Regions from separate parts of the Mus musculus genome. Here region 1 is linked to region 2. Evidence: chromatin loops called from intact Hi-C (ENCODE). Cell type or tissue: left cerebral cortex. All regions are shown on one strand. Each heading gives the region's core, and the rest is flanking DNA. Links, peaks and the distances in the headings are about the cores only. Region 1 overlaps Syt14 (synaptotagmin XIV). Region 2 overlaps Gm31406 (a long non-coding RNA gene).

Region 1 (8,332 bases), core at 259-8,258, 79 kb before region 2:
CTTATAGGAGTTGGGATGGGGAATAAAAACTTAAAACAAAGCAGGTGCAGAAAACCTGACTCATTTATTAAAACTGTTTTATAAGCAGAATTTATATCTAATATGCTTCCAAGTAAGCATATACATGGTTTTAAGTGTGACAAGACACTTATATTGATGAATATGAAAAAAACACTGTAAATTAAAGTGAAACATAAGCAAACCTCCATGTTTAATAAAAACTGCACTTCAGACATTCAGAACAACAGATTTTGCAAAGCAATATGCAGAACACTGAACAGTCTTCACCTTAGCCATTAGATGGCACCATGCATCTTCTAGTCAATGGGACTCTACTAATATCCCCACATGCTTAGAATAGAGTAAAAGATATAGTATGTTTAACCTTTAAGTAAATATATTATACATCTTTCATCATTGTGAATTTGTTTTAAAGATAATACAAGCAACTATGTTTCTATTATAATTTTTAGAATGTTAAAACTTATGCAGACTAAAGGTAATGTCACATGTCCAGCAGATGGCTTTCCTAAGGTAAACCTGGGGCAAAGCTTCCTGTGTGAACACATTCATTACTAATAAACCTACAAGAACTTCTAATTTTTAATTCTCTGGTTTCTCTGTCCTTTCTCCTTACCTAAATTTCATCCAATTGTCTTCTCTAATGTAGGACTCTCATTTTCTGGGTATTTTCCAGTCTCTATTCTAAAAGCTCTGCTCCAGAAGACCCCATTCTGGTCATTCCTTTCTCTAGGTCCAATTAAGAGTCTCAAAGATCAGATGCATCCCGGTACCCAATAATGCTGTAACATCAGAGGAAATACATGAAACAGCACCACCTAGGACACTGAACAGAGGAAATGAGGGCAATGATCACTCAACGGAGATAACAGTATGCTGCAATTCCAAAAGCGTCTTGTCTGGAGAGAAGACAGTACTGTAGTGCACAGAGTGGAGTGACCTGGAAGCACATTGACTTTTCTGAGCTGAAGAGATAAGAGAGTATGACACTCAAAGGAGGCTGAAGCACATATATCTGAGAATGGCCAGAAAAAAAGTTCTGCACATCATTGGGTGTTGCCAATAAGCCCAGCTCTTAGGAGGCTGATGCAGGATAACCACACTAATCTAGTCTAGCCAGCCTAAACCACTTAGTCTCAAAAACAGGCTGAGGCTATAGCTCAGTTGGTAATGTGCTTATCCTGAGTTCCAGCCTGATATTAATTGGAAATGGTGACTCATGCCTGTAATCCCAGAAGTAAGGAGATGAGGCAAGAGGACCAGAAGTTCAGGATCATGCATAGTGAGTTCAAGACCAGCCTGAGACACATGAAGCCCTGTCTCAAAAAAAGCAAACCAAAAAGAATAACCAAACCACCAACAACAACAATTACAAGGGGGTGGAGATTCAGCTCGGTAGTTAAAAGCAAGGACCCGCGCTCAGTTCACCGCATCCATTCTAATTATGCAGCGTACACTGCCTGTAACTCTAACTCCACTGGACCCAACACCATCTTCTAGATACCATGTATATACACATACTTTATATATTCACACAGACAAATGGGCATAAATAAAAATAAGTTTAAAAAGGAAACACAAAGCTATCTAGATGTGTGCACTGAGTAACAGATAATATATAGTACAGTGCTTCTTAGCACATACTATATAAAGAAACAGGAACCGGCTGGGAAAACAATTGCTTAAGTAGAGGAAAAGAGCTACTAACCAAATCTAGCACACAAGAAACAGTGACTACAGCAATGATTCAGAGTCTTAAGCAATCTCTCGCTCTTCTGATTAGTGTCTGAAAGCAGATTGCCTCAGAAAGTTAGGTTGTGTTAGTAAACATCTCATCGATGTGGCAAATTATCTGAAATAATCAACTAAAAGAAAGACAGGTCTACTCCGGCTCATAGTTTCAAAAGTCTCAGTCCATGGTCATGGTTGCCTGAGCATACTGCTACAAGCCTGCAGTGGCAAACACAGCTGGCCAGAATACATAGCAGAGGAGCCATGCTCACCTATGGCAGCTACGGATCAAAAAACAGACTCAGGTAGGGGTCAAAGTCTCACTATCTCCGTTACAGGCATGTTTGCAAGGATCTAACTTTTTCCCACTAGGCTCAATCCACAGAACCATAGGCTGGGGAATAAGCCTTTAATATGGGAGTTCTTGGAGGACAATTCTAATAAAATTATAGCAGACTATATTCAGATTTCATTTCCCATGGTTTCACGTAACTATGATTAGCAGCCTGTAGCATCAAACAACAATTTCAAGAAGTAAACAATTTCTAGGTTTCAATGGTACAGCACTGTAAGCAGCAGGATGAAGTTCAGTGTCACCGTCTGTAATGTCAGTCACCTCTCTTCAGTCAGAAACAACCCACAAAGAAGCACATATATACTGGTTTTTCAAAGGAATCTCAGTGTAGTCGGGGTAGCCTTTTTCAACAGTGAATGAAATCATCACTAACCATAGGCAAGAAAGTGAACTGTACTCCATGCACAAAAATTACTCAAAATAAATATCAAGATGAACTTTATGCATGCAAAAATAATAGGATTTTAAATCTTCATTCATTATAGCAATGAAATACATAACACATAATGGGAATAACAAAAATGTGTAAAGCTGTGGAGTGCTATCAGCACACACAGAAAACAAAAAAACTAACATGTTCTGAATGAAAAAGCAATACACTTAGAAATTCAACTACTTTTACCAAGATCCTCTCAGAACCAGGGAAGGGGACATAAACTGCACAAGAAGATGCTTGGCAAGATTATTTCAAAGGTCATCTGGGAAAATGGGCAGCCAGAAAGATATCAGCCCTAAGACCCAGAAGATTTACAGTATAAATGGGGAGCAAAGGCTATTCTGTAACTCTTCATTTTTCATTCTGACAGAAGCTAAGCTTCTGCACAGAGAGACTGTAAAGTTACGGCACACTTACACACTGCACTTACTGGCTCAGGAGGCTTACACTAATCACTGTCTCAAAAATTTATCATTTCTTTCCAATAAAAGCCAGGAATCGTGCTGCATGCTTATAATCCCCATACTGGGAAAGCAGAGACATGAAGGTCATAACTGAGGCCAGTCTGGCCCACAGAGTATGACCTCCAAAACCCAAAACACACAAAATACCTCACAGACAGATAACAACAGTTGGCTACACATGGAATCAGTTCTGTAAGGACTCAGAAATCCAATCTTGTTCAATACACTGGCAGGGACAGACCCTGAACCTCAGCCAGAGGAGGAGTTTGTCTGGTGAAGGATCAGTTTGTCAGAGTAGGCCAGGCAGATTTTGTTCTAGCAACAAAGTGTGGACCTGCTCCTTTTCAAAGCATGTTACAAAGCAGTGCACAGCAGATGGATGATGCAGATGGGTTGGAAAAGCTCAAGCAGGCTTCCAGGTTCTAAAGCTGGTCTACAGTTTCATTCCCCCGAACGCCTAGTGTCAAACACACAAAACTCACAACCTTTAGAGAAGGACAGAAGGGAAGGAAAAAAATGGTCCTTTCTGACAATAGTACTTCAGAGAGAGCAGAATGGGGTTGGGGAGCTGTGCAGTCACCAGCACCTTCCCTTCCCATTGTACTTTTACCTATGACTACTGCCTAGCCTGCACCCCACCTCGCCTGTCAGTGCTGGAAGAACCTGCAGCAGAGTCAATGGGTATTAGAAACAACAGTCACTGCAGGAGACTCTTTCTCTCTCTAGACTCACAACAGAAGTTCAAGGAACTGAGAATGAGAATCCATGCTCCTACTTTCTGTGAAACTGCAGATGAAAATGTCATTTTAATAATAGTAGCAAAAGCTTATTCTTTGCTAACATCACATCTCTATAAATTCACAACCTAATCAAAGTTCCTTGAACCAGGGTTTAAAAAAAAAAAAAAAAGGAAAGAAAGGGCTTAAAATACATTCCAACAGCTGGGCATGGTGGCACACACTCCCGGCACTTGAGAAGCAGGTGGAGCTCTGTGAGTTAGAAATCAACCTGCTCTATGTAGTGAGTGCCAAGTCTGCCAGGGCTACCTAGTGAGACTCTATCTTACAAAAATTCTTTTGACATTTTAATAGAACAGTTAGAAAAACCTGGTAGTCATTCCATATCTGTTATTTTTCCTTTTAGAAGTCATCAAGACACATTGACACAAAGATATTGGCCCTAAGGCTCGGAAATTTCAAAAACAGTATAAATAGGTAAAATGTTGTACTAAATTCTAGACTTTGCATTTTGACAGAAAGTCAAGCTTCTTCACAGAGACAGTGTGAAAATGTGGCATATTTACACACTCAACTCAGGAGCTTACAATATTGACTTTCTTGAAACTATGTCATTGCTTTCCAAGAAAACATTCAAAATCCTCTTCTTGCTGCTTTGGATTTTAGCACATTTCACGGTAACTACCACTTTCTATGCCATAGATACCAACACCAGCCCTCCAAGCCACTGTGATCATTAGGCAGTCCTGATCTTTGTCCCTCACTCTGGCACTATTATTCTCCTAACTGAAAAGACTTAGCTCTATAAATGTCCACCCACAAGAGACTGCCTCAAGTTTCCATGCTTAAGTAAAATTCTCACCTCAGCTTCGAACACAGCTGAAACTACTATGAGTACTATTACTTTTGAATATTTTTTAAAGTAAACATGTTCTTTATTACATACTGTTTAGCCCCAAAAAGGAAAGGAGGATATAAGCAGTCTTTGCTATTCTGTGAGATCTTCTGTCTTCCACCCTTCTCCACCCCTTTTCTTCCATGCTTTTAACCCCCTAACACTAGATAAGAGGGAAAACAGGGGTAGAGAGGAAAGGGAAGAGACCCCTGAATAAAGTCAGGGGTCAGAAAGGGATCCGTGTTATTGTTAGACCACTTCCTGCTGATTAGAGCATTGAGCTCTTTGGGGCAAGTTTAGTCTTCACTGTCAGGATATCTAATTTCCTCCTCCTCCTCCTCCTCCTCCTCCTCCTCCTCCTCCTCCTCCCCTTCCTCCTCGTTTCTTCTTTGTTCCAGAGTACTTTACAAACCAAGACCAACAACAACCAACAACTCACCCTGCCTCCCAAGGCCCTGTATATATCCTCTGAAAACTCCCCAAAATTCCAAACATCATACAATCTCAGAAACTATCTGCAGCTGGCAAAACTGCACCTTTGCTAGAGCACAAGGCAAATCATAGTCAGCTGCTGTGGACAACATGAAGCAGTCCCATGTCAGCACACCTGGGAATAAAACAGAAGAACATTCTTAAAATATTTTTGTGTTTTTTAAAGGAACCAAAATTCCAAAATTGTTACTACAAGAGGATAATAGAATAAAGCCATTTTTACATAATTTTGGTATAACTTAAGAACATATTCTAAGACCCAAATGGATGCCTATAGGCACAGACAACATACCCAAACTTGTATATACTGTGTTCTTTCATACACATGCACAGTAAGAGACTAGCAGTACATAGCAGTAAACACAACTATAACACACTACAATAAGCCTGCAACAGGGTTCTCTTGAACACTGTGGCCATTATTGAGTAAAATAGGACAGATACTGTAAAACTGACCACAATCTGGGATCCAAACTTCTGACTGCCCAGCAAACAGCATGGACACCCTGTATGTGATGGCTTTTCTTGGTTGTCAACTTGAATACATGTGGAATGAACTACAATCCGAAAGAGAGAGCACACCTGTGAGATTTTTGCTTGTTTTGAAGTGGATGAATCCACTTCTATTCTGGACTTTTGAGGTAGGAAGGCACAGCTTTGATCTAGATCTTGAGGTGTAGAAATACAAGCCTTTAATCTGGATCTTGAAACAGGAAGACACACCTTTAATTTGGGCCACACCTTCTGCTGGAAGTCTATAAAAGGACATGTAAGATGGAAGCTTTTGCTCTTTGCCTGCTTGCTCTCACCTTGCTAGCACAACTATCCCTTCACTGGCATTTGAGCCTACTTTGAGATTCCAGCATCTACTAAAAACCAGCTTGAGAAATGCAGCCTTGTGGACTGAACAAATTCTGAAATCTTTAACATTCCATTCATAGCCAGCCACGGTTGCATTAGCTCGATGAAGAAGAAGGAGGAGGAGGGAGAGGAGGAGGAGGAGGAGGAGAACGATGATGACTACAACAACGACTCTAGATAACCCTGACTAATGCACATTTGGTACCAGAAGTTGTTCTAGAGCAACAGAAGTATAAGCATAAATCTTTTAAGTATCAAGAATAGGCTTTCCAATTCACTAATACCTACAGATACTGAAACCTCTCCAGTTACTGAAGCCTTTCCTGGAAGCTCTGAAAAGCCCATGGTATGAACTATTTTACTATTTACATATATTAAGTATATTTAATTATTTACTATTTAAGATATTTTATATATTAGAAGATAAATGCTTTTATTATCCAGTTGTGGGTGGTAACAGAGTTGGTAACTCTGTATATAAAACTTTTCACAGTTCATGGAAAAGTAAGTAAAAAGACGATGCTAGTTGTTTGCTTATTGCTTCTCTGAATAGATTGACAAAGAAAAGGAATAAGCCCTGTGATAAAATTAACCAACTCTTAGCATCTCAGAATATGGTGAAGAACAACAATAAACTTAGTGATAAAATTAACTGGCTTTTGATGCACACAAACAGTCTAAAGGTTTCTAAATATGCCCTAGAAGAGAATCTTCTCTCCAGCAGCCACAGGGCTCAAGTTGCAGGGGAATCAAACTGAAGCCCTCATTATACGGTTGGCTAAATTACAGAGAAAATTCAAGTCCCTGTCTGAGAGGGTGTGAGTGGTTAAAGTGAGGACATTAATTGGTAAAGAATGAGATCCTGCACACTGGGATGCAGGAAAACACCTGAAGTCCTTCCTCAAGCTAATGGAGCATCACTAGCATCTCACACTGAACCAACGGGAAGCCTCCACCGGATCCCATCCCTAGATCCCACCCTACTCCTCAGAGTTTACAAAGATCCTATCCACATGGAATAACGTGCACATGCTAGTTCACTGAGAAGCATCTGAGAGTGGCTGTTTTACTGAGCTGTAACACTTTGGGAAGAGTTTTCTCTCCTGAAGTATTCATCGCTGGACCTTAAGCCTGCCTCGCAGACCAGGCTCACGCCCCTGCTGCCCCTGCTGCTACTGCCACAGCCTCTGCCCACCTGCTGCCCATTGCAGCTGTCCGAGGTCACCTCTGCTGTTGGCATTAGTGCTGCCATAGCAGGGGGCAAGACCTGGGACCCTGGCCTACCTGCCCTGTACAGACTTCCCTTCTGAGAGTTGTACCACTTTGGCCATTTTGTTGTCTGATAAACCAGCAGTGACCTTCTCTAAAGGAAATGCCAGACAAACAATACTAATGTTCCTCAGAACCCAACAAGCTGCCTCTAGACTTATAACCAGAGTTAAGACAAAGCTGGCTCCTAGAGGGGAGGTAGAAATGTAGTTCATGAGGAGGTGTGCTACACTCCTGAAGAGCTTAATGAGTTTGCTAATTTATTCAAGCAGAAGTCTGGGGATGTGTGGGAAAGAATTTTAAAATTATGGGATAATGGTGCAACATAAAACTGGATCAGGCTAAGTGTATTGTTATGAGATTCTAGATTTAATATGGAAGCTCACAAAGTTAAAAACAAAACAAAACAAAACAAAACGGTGTAAAAGTTTGTTTGAATAGTGGTTGAAGCCAACAATCATGCCTAAATAGAGGTGACTGAGAAGGCATGACATATTACTACTCTTACTGATGAACAATTTGTAATTCTCTTATAAATACATTTATTAATTGTTCATTTCCAAAATTTGCCATTTAATATTCTTATAATGGAAACTGAAGAAACTGAAAATAAAGGAAGATTACAGTGTTTTACATTAAATGTTGATCATATGGTGGAAGGTATTCACTGCATTGAATAGAATGTGAATACAGAGGTTGACTTCTTTGGCAATACCCAAAGATTAATGATCAGATTTTTCTCATACTTGATGTCATTTGTTCAGAGATCAATATGAGGTTTCATATAAGCATACACTATTACTTACATGACTTATTGAAGAGGGTTAGAAGATCATGTTACCAACTTACTTCTCATACATTCAAACTTGTGGCTCTCACATTACTGGTGAATAACAGAAACAATCAGTATAAACTTTCTGGGCCTAGTGTACCCAGACTACATGCAGCTCATGCCAGCAGTCTGCATGTCCTTAACCTTCCTCATAAGAATGGTAACAATAAGAATAATGTACTAGAATGCTTGAATTTGCAGTTTTCCCCCATAGGCACATGTTGCAAGTGATTGCTCTT
Region 2 (8,332 bases), core at 104-8,103:
ATTTATAAAATACTGCAGTTAGAAACATACAAGTCCTGTCTAGGGAAAGAGTCATCTGGCAAAATGTTTTTTAAACAGTATTAAGTATTATTATGTAAAACAAAATAAAGGAATGAGGGTCCCCAAGGTATCCCCACAGCCACTTGTAGAAAGTATTAGACTCCTCTTTATCACACTTAGGAAGATAAGTCACAGCCCGGCAATTCCTGGTGCTAACGCCTTGAGCACTGACTTCCCAGAGAAAGGCTGGCTTGTCAGGACTTAGGGAAGAGAGGACCTCAAGCAGAACTACACTTCCTGTTCCTAATGTGGCCGGGTGTGCCTGGAGATAACTTAATATGCCTGGATTAGCTTCCACTTTGCATTTAGCATGTTTCTTCATTTGTAATCATTAGATGTTTCCTCTTCATTCATTAATTAATGCATCCGTCCCTCCAAATCCCCAGAACCCAAAGTACAGCCTGAAGCCAACAAAGACACAGCCTGAGTGTGAGCAGAATGTGGGGACACAAGAGTCCTGGGGTGCATCTGGAACACCTAGGGTTCAGAGGAGCACACGTGGCCCAGCACGGTGTGCAGCTAGAACTTCACTAGTAAGATGGTCAACCTGCCAAGACAGATTTCTGTAAGAATTAACTTGATAACATGCATAAGATATTTTTTATAAAATTGGAATAAGCAAGAACCATTGGAGGCATCCCCATCACCCTTCCCCCCACCACTCCCCAAGACAGGATCTCATGTAGCCCAGGCTAGCCTCGAATTTACTATGTAACCAAGGATGACTTTAAACTTCTGATCCTCCTGCCTCTACTTTCCTAGTGCTGGGCTTCCTGATGTATGCCAGTGCCAAGTCCCGTTTATTCAGTGCTGGAGACTGAACCAAGGTCTTATGCATGCTAGGCAAGAAGTCTACAACTTCCCATCCTCCATCCTCCTACTTTCTCCACTGCAAACAGCGGCATTCCAGTGGCCGTTACCTTCAAAGGCTTCGACTGCTTTTATATACTCAACAACAGTGTGAGCAACCTAGCTCATCTCTGAAAACAACGGTTGATTTCATACCTGACCAAGAAGCAGGACACATCTTACTTGTCTATTAATGCAGGGATTCCTTCCTGTTGTCTTGTTAATCCTTCCTTGTTATCTCTGTGAACTTGACACAGTCTAGAGTCATTTGAGAAGGAAGCCTCAACTGAGGAACTGCCTGTATGTGACTGCCCATTGTGGGTAGCATCATTCCAGGGCAGGCGGCCCTGAGCTATGTAAGAAAGTTAGCCAAACAGGAGCCCAGGGAACCGGCCAGCAAGCCGAGTTCCTCTGCTTCCTGCTTATCCATTTGTCATCACAGACAGCCTGAGAAGTGCTAAGTTAACATGTGCAAAGCACTTAAAACAGCACTCAGTGCTTAATAAACATTAGCTAATAAGAATAATAACAGCACTAATTTCCAATAAAATCAACTTTCTGTCCCAAAGACATGTCCCTGAGATCTGTCTTCTATGCCATTTTAAGTTCGTCTTCAATTCTATTAAATCCTTTTACCACAGTATGAGTTATTAAGGAAAGTGCTGCTTGTGTCTGCCACCCATCAGTCAGATATCCTGAGATGCTGAATAACCTAACAGCCCGTCTGCCTCTGGTCTCAGGTGGATTATAGTCGGCATACTACACAGCTTTTCTGGCTGGGATTCTGCCCTAGAAGGTGGCCCATGTTTCTGCAAGTCCCAACTGCTGAGGGCCAGTCTCCCCCGACCTCAACATGCACACAAACACCTTGTGGTTGGTGGGCACTGCTTCCTCAACCCTGGCCTTCTCACGCCCCTCCCGGGAGAGGCCCAGCAGCTCTTGGCAGCCCAGGTATTCTTGGATCACTCTAGCCTTCCTCGGTGTCCCTCGCTGAGGAAGCAGAAGCCTGTGTGTCAAGTGCAGGAAACTCCTATGTGACAGAAATACAACAACGGAGACAGCGGAATCTCTCTCTGATCTTGCTGATTCCCTGTATGCTTTCATTTCACAAACAGATGAAAGAGACGACAGAATAAAACAGGAAAATCAACCCCATGCAAGAGGCCCCGAGCATCTGTCTGCCTACCTCCCTCTGACCTACTCCCTGCAACCTATTTTCTCTTCCCCCTCTTGAAGCAAGAACATTAGACTCCGGTACCACTGTCTTCTGAGGTGCCAGTGGTTTGAAGGTGGAAGGCAAGCAGGTCTTGCGTCTAGCTGTCACTATGCCCTCTGACTTCAGTGTCTTGTGGCTACTGTGATGCCCTCAGCAAAACTCACAGCCACATGGGTTGGGTTTAGCAATCGGACGGAGACCCAGTTGGGATCCAGGAGGCCAGCCTGACCTTCCAAGCCAGGTCCCAGACTGGAACAGTATTACACCAGCCTTCCCCAGAGCTCCTGGAAAGGCAGGCCCCACAGCTCACACCACTCCTCCTTATTCTGCTCCCAGGGAGGCCTCTCACCCACTTAATCATTCACATCATTAAAAAACTCTCTCTGCCCCAGAGGAAAGGGACTAGATTTCTTTGTTAAAATCTCATTAAAGTCCGCTTCAGCCTGTAATAATTTCCTAATAGATGGCAGTGCTATTCGGCTAAGATTGGGTTTTCTTTCATTTATTCTCGGGTCTCATAATTGTCTTATCTCCAAGGCATTTTGGTTGTCAGTGAAGTGTGACAGATGTTTCAGCCTGTGAGTTGCTAGCTGAGCTGAGCGTTTTATAATATCCGAGGAAGATGGTTCGTGCTCTGGCCTGCTTCCCTCCTCTTCTTTTGAAACTGCTTCCTATTCAGGTGTGTTGGGGGTGGGGGTAATTCCCCGGTACTCCTCTAGCTGGTGGTTTTCCTTAAGCCTCCCTGCCAAAGATCTCTCCTCTGGTTGCACCTGCACGAACCCCAAAGGCAAACAATTTAAATCAAAACAAAAGTGTTTTCTGAATGTGTACCCAAGTGGCAGCAATTATAGCCTTTTCAGAGACACGCAACAGTCTGTCTAGACTAGAGTATCAGGTTTGGGTGGAAATCCATAATATCACAGAGGTGTCCCCGGAGTGTGAACCACAGCCCACAGAAACGGGCCCTGGAAGTGATTTGTGGACTCCTGGGTTCCAGCTGGATGCAGAAGCACCTTTGGATTTAAGCCTAAGCAAGGGAGTACTTTGCCCCACTCAATAAAACGGAAAGCTTAGTAAGGCGGGAAGGAATGGTTGGTTATGTGTCCTCATTTGCCAGCTGCAATCGATCCGTTTCATCCACCAATCAAAATACGCAGATACTGAATTGCCCAGGTCACCTCTGCAACAGCCATGGGACAAAAACCTCCCTGATTTGACAGGAAAAAAAAAAAAAGGCAGTTCTGTAGATACTGTGCTATTAATAACATTTATACTCAAGCTGACTAACCACTCACTCAGTGTTGGTAATGTTTAAGACCTAAAATCTTACTTGGGTGCGATGGTGAGGCAGAAGGATAGGAAGCTTGGGCTACAAAGCAAAAACAAATCTCAGAAAATAAAACCCAACTGAAAGGCTGTAAGATCTTGTATTAATTCCTCTGTGTGTGTGTGCCCGTGTTTAGGCCAGATGCTGATGTCAAGCATCTTTCTTAATTATTCTTTATTTATTTATTTAGATTTATTTTATGTGTGTGAGTATACCGAGAACAGGGCATCAGATCCCATTTACAGATGGTTGTGAGCCACCGTGTGGTTGCTGGGAATTGAACTCAGGACCTCTGGAAGAGCAGTCAGTGCTCTTAACCACTGAGTCATCTCTCCAGCCCTATTTTCTACCTTATTTTTTGAGGGAAGGCCTCTCACTGACACCTGGGACTAGCTAATCATGGCAGCCTGACTGGCTAATGAGCCCCAACATATCCTTTCCCTCTCCCCTGTCCCTCCTCCTCAGTACTGGATTATAGGAGCAAGCCACCATGCCTGTTTTTAATGTGGTGCTGGGGATTTAACTCCAGTACTCGCCAAACATGGCAAGCACTCTGCAGATAAACTATGTGTGCTTTACTGATGAGCCATCTCCTCAGCCAGCCCCATATTCTGGCTTTTAAAATGAGTACCTTTTGGAGCCAGAGAGATGGGTCAGTGGTTAAGAGCACTTACTGCTCTTGCAAAAGTCCCATATTTGGTTCCCAGTATCCACATCAAGGTGTTCACAGACACCTATAACTCCAATTTCAGGGACTCTGGTGCCCTCTTTTGGCCTGTGCAGAAACCAGCATACATACAGATACCCACACATGCATACATAAATAAAATGAAAAGAAACTACCAAAGACAAGGTGCTAGAGAGATAGTTCAGCATTTAAGACTACTTGCTGCTCTCGCAAAGGCCCTGGGTTTGTTTCCCAACATCTGTATGGCAACTTACAATCATCTATAACTCCAGTTACAGGGGGCACAACACACTCTCCCGGCCTTCATAGGCACCTAGCATGCACATGGGGCACATACACATACATCCAGGTATAACGTTTGCATATACAGATGGAAAGTGAAGACACTAAAGGCTTACGATCTAACAACGGAAGCTGGCAGTGCCAACTCCAAGGGCTACCTCTCATTTAGTAAACTCTTGTGTTAGGTTAGCTTAAGAAAAGGAGAGCACACCTCTGGCGTGCCAGACTATCATGACAGTCCTCTCACTGGGAAGGGAGTTGAAGTGTTCTACCATTGCCACTGTGGTGCTGCCTCAGCGGTTACTGGGAGACAAGCTGTTTGCAGATGGTGACTTAACAGCACCGGCCAGTGAATGACAGAGAGCCATGCCAAAGGCAAATCATAGGAGGACGAAGAGATGTTCTGGCTGGGGCTGGGAGGTGGGCAGCTTCACCAGAGAAAAGGTTGGGCACTCAACAGACAGATACATCCTGATCCCTTCCCAGGATAAGCTAAGAAGACTGGATTGTGTGCTGAGGACAAAGGGTACCCACTCTCGTTGTGAATCGGGAGGGCGATAATCACATCTATATTTTGGGAACTCCCTGAGAGCATTTCTGTTGCTAAAACAGAATGTGCAGAGCTGGATCATTTATAAAGCAAAGAAGTTAAGGTGGGGGAGATGGCTCAGTGGGTAAAAAACCTACTGTACAAAGACAAGATCCTGAGTTTGAGCTCCCAGCACGTGTGTGGCAGTGATATCTGTAATCCTAGAACCGGGATTGGGAGACAGGAAGATCCTGGGGGGTTACTGTCCAGCCAGTAAAGCCTGATTGGCAAGCCTCAGGTTCAGCGAAAAGTCCCATTTCAAGCAATATGTTAATAAGCAAAGTAGATTACAATAGAAAGACCACCTAACATTGGGCCTCTGTACATAGACACGGGGTGCCTGTACTCACAGATGCACAAAGACTGCGCACACATGCATTTTTAAGAGGAAAAGGGCATGTTGGCGTTCCCTGACTATGATAAACTACTTTCTGCTCACAGCTTTAGAAGGCTCAGTCTGTGGTAGGACTTTGGGCAGAAGAACATCTCCAGGTTGTGTGGGAGGGGTGGTGATGGTAAGAACACACCACTTCCTTTGTGTTGGCCTGGAAGCAAAGAGGAAGGAGAGGGCTTGGGTCCCAATAGGCCCATCAAAGGCATATCCCCAGTGACTTAACTTCCTCCCAGCAGGTCCTTCCTACCTCTTACGTGGTCAGTCTCCAACAGAAGCCCCTGTAGGCCCATGGTTCTGGAGAGTGGAAGTCCCAGAGCTTGGCTTTGGCATCTGCCTTGCCTCTGGCGAGTATTGGCAACCAGAAGAACTGAGTCAAACTATGCTCACCATGTAATCTAATTATATCTTTATACCCTGTGGGGAAGGAGGCAGCTATATTTGTCTTCTAGGAGAGCAAAGAAGGAGAGCAGCTGCTAATCTATCAGAAGGTAGCAAGAGGACAGACAGGCTCGGGAGGGTTCTGGGGCTGGGGCATGTTTGTCTGGTTTTGTTGCTTTTTGTTTGTTTCCTTAATGAAGTTCAGACTGCGTAATCCTGATAGCTCGCAAACTGACTGTCCTGCTTTAGTCTCTCGAGGGTGAGATTACAGGTATAATTGTAGATGTTTAGTAGGCAGAGAGAATGTCTGTGAGGGGCAAGGAAGGCAAGCAGGTCCCCAGAAGGGAATCTGGGAAATGGTAGAAAGGAGTCAGGAGCCAAGATCAGGGCTGAGAGAAGCTGTGCCTTAATAAAGACCATGATTTCTGTCTTCCAGTGCACAACGACAGTCTGGCAAGGCCCAGAAAGACTGACAGCTACAGACTGAGAGAGGGCCAAGGAGGTGTGGCTGGGGGATAGAGCTGAGTGGAAGAGTGCTTGCCCAGTACTCTCAGTTCAACCCCCGACACTGGTAAAACAGGCAAACTGATTTCAGATCTGCTGCTGCTTCTTAGGAAAGTTCTGGAAGCTCTTCTGCACTGCCTTGCATGTACTCTCTTTCCCTAATACCAAAACCTTTCCAAAAAGTCTCCAGACCCTGCAACTGACAGCAGTTCCTGGCGACACCATTTACTGTGTGATGCCCAAAGGTTGATATGACACCTCTCAGTGGAAAGAGCCACATCCCAAGCCAAGGAATGAGCCTGGTGATCCTTGTCATAGTGGAGCAGCTGAGTGGCTTCTGGCCCAGGGAGTTAGAAGTGTGATCTTGCTCTTCTTGTAACAGGCAATTACAGTCTGTCCTATGGCACCAACTGACACACTGAGAGAGACAACATGTGCATGCTGCGTCCCCTGCCTCATCTCCACTAGCCCACTGCTGCTGTCCCCATCCAGAAAGGTTAACTTTCATAAGGGGATTTCATAAGGTAGGTCACTGGCATCCACTGAGCCTGTGCGGGTTTCAGCTTTTCCAGTAAACACTCCTGGTCTTTGGTATATAAACCCTGAGAGCTCTCTAGGCTGCCTGAGTGGAAAATTTTAACAAGCTGTTCCTTCAGCTGCAGAGCCACACAAGATGTGATTTTCTTAACGTGAGTGTTTCCACAGAAGCTAATAGATGGCCATTACCCAGCTCTGGACACAGCCTATTACTTAGTTTGTTCTCATCAGCACTAGCAAAAGGTCCATTTGCAACATCAGCCAACAGCTGGATTTATTATGTCCAGTTCCATGAATAAGCAGATGGACTGTTGCTGGCACAGACTCCAGGACTGCTAGCTGAGCAGCTGGTGCTGCCTCTGCCCTCCACGGCTCCTCTTAGCAAACATCCCCCACTCAAGGCCACCACTTGCTGTTCATAGGCAACATGCAGCCGACCCATGATGCCTCATTATTTCTGAGACAGGGAGACGACAACAGGAGGAGCCAGCCCAGGTTTAGGCTGAGGGAGACAGTGTGAAGCGGAAACATGAGACTTGACTTAGCTCTACTTGCTCTCAGGCACCACTGCAGGGCTGAGAACTAGGTCAGCAGATGCGGCCAGCTACACGCGCTGCTCAGACTCTCATACCAGAGGAGCAGAAGCATCCCCACACTTTTAGGCCAGCTGGGATCCCAGAAACCGGAAAAAGAGACTACAAAGCCACGCCCCTACAGACTCTGAATAGGTACAGAGAGGGCTCCTTAGCTAGAGGAGTGATAACTCTGGAGAAGGTGCCTTTAGCTCCTTTTCAGGCCTCCATAGCCTCCAGTGGAGCAGAAGGAGCCTGTGGACACACAGGAGCTTCCTTGGCAATGCCCTCATTTGGTTTAAGACAGGTCTCACTCTGCAGCCCAGGCTGACCTAAGAATGACGATGTAGATCAGGCTGACTTTCACCTCGGAGATCTACCTACCTCTGCCTTCTGAATCCTGAATTAAAGGCATGTGCCATCATGGCTGGCTGTATTGGTCATTTATTTTGTTGCAATGGTAAGATACCTAAGGAATGCAACTTCAGGGTTTATTTTGTTGCAGTTTTAGAGTGGAGTCCACTGTGGTGGGGATGTCTTGGTAGCAGGAACTTGAGGTGGCTGGTCTCAGGACTCTGCAGTCTGGAAGCAGATGATGCTCAGCTCAGTCTCCATCTTATGCAATCTAGAACCACATAGCCCAGAGAACGGGGCCATCGCCCACACTTAGGCTGGGTCTTTCCACCTCAGCTAGTCTAATAGATAACCCTTCACAGACTTTTGCGGAGGTTTGTTTCTCTGGCAATCCTAATCTCATCAAATTGACAGTCAAGATTAGCCATTTTATCTGCTAGATGTGGTGGCCCACACTGTAGCAGTGAATTGGTTAATTCTCTTTGGCTCCCTGACACAGGCACGCATGCACACCAGCTAATTTTGATAAGCATTGACTAGCTCTTTGGTTGGGCACTTCTTTATTTTTTTATTTTTTATTAC

The links. Peaks named below come from ENCODE experiments on the same cell type or tissue, not always from the same donor. Only the 100,000 strongest peaks of a DNase experiment are listed, where the experiment ranks them.
Region 1: a loop joins it to region 2, with 2.4 times the contacts of the local background. A loop is called at or near these places in 3 of 42 quality-filtered maps.

The regions. Positions count from the first base shown.
Region 1 is chr1:193,000,786-193,009,117 of GRCm38, forward strand. The region is part of intron 2 of Syt14 (synaptotagmin XIV); the gene reads right to left. Among named protein-coding and RNA genes, the nearest start is that of Syt14, 31 kb to the right of the region's middle. In left cerebral cortex, for the core only: a CTCF peak has its summit at 299 (motif pointing right); DNase peaks (open chromatin) are centred at 302, 3,385, 4,011 and 7,500; H3K27ac peaks cover 311 bases.
Region 2 is chr1:193,080,008-193,088,339 of GRCm38, forward strand. The region is part of intron 3 of Gm31406 (a long non-coding RNA gene); the gene reads right to left. The region is part of intron 2 of Gm39747 (a long non-coding RNA gene); the gene reads left to right. Among named protein-coding and RNA genes, the nearest start is that of Gm31406, 11 kb to the right of the region's middle. In left cerebral cortex, for the core only: a CTCF peak has its summit at 4,240 (motif pointing left); DNase peaks (open chromatin) are centred at 2,772, 3,053, 3,416, 4,128 and 5 more places; H3K27ac peaks cover 2,724 bases.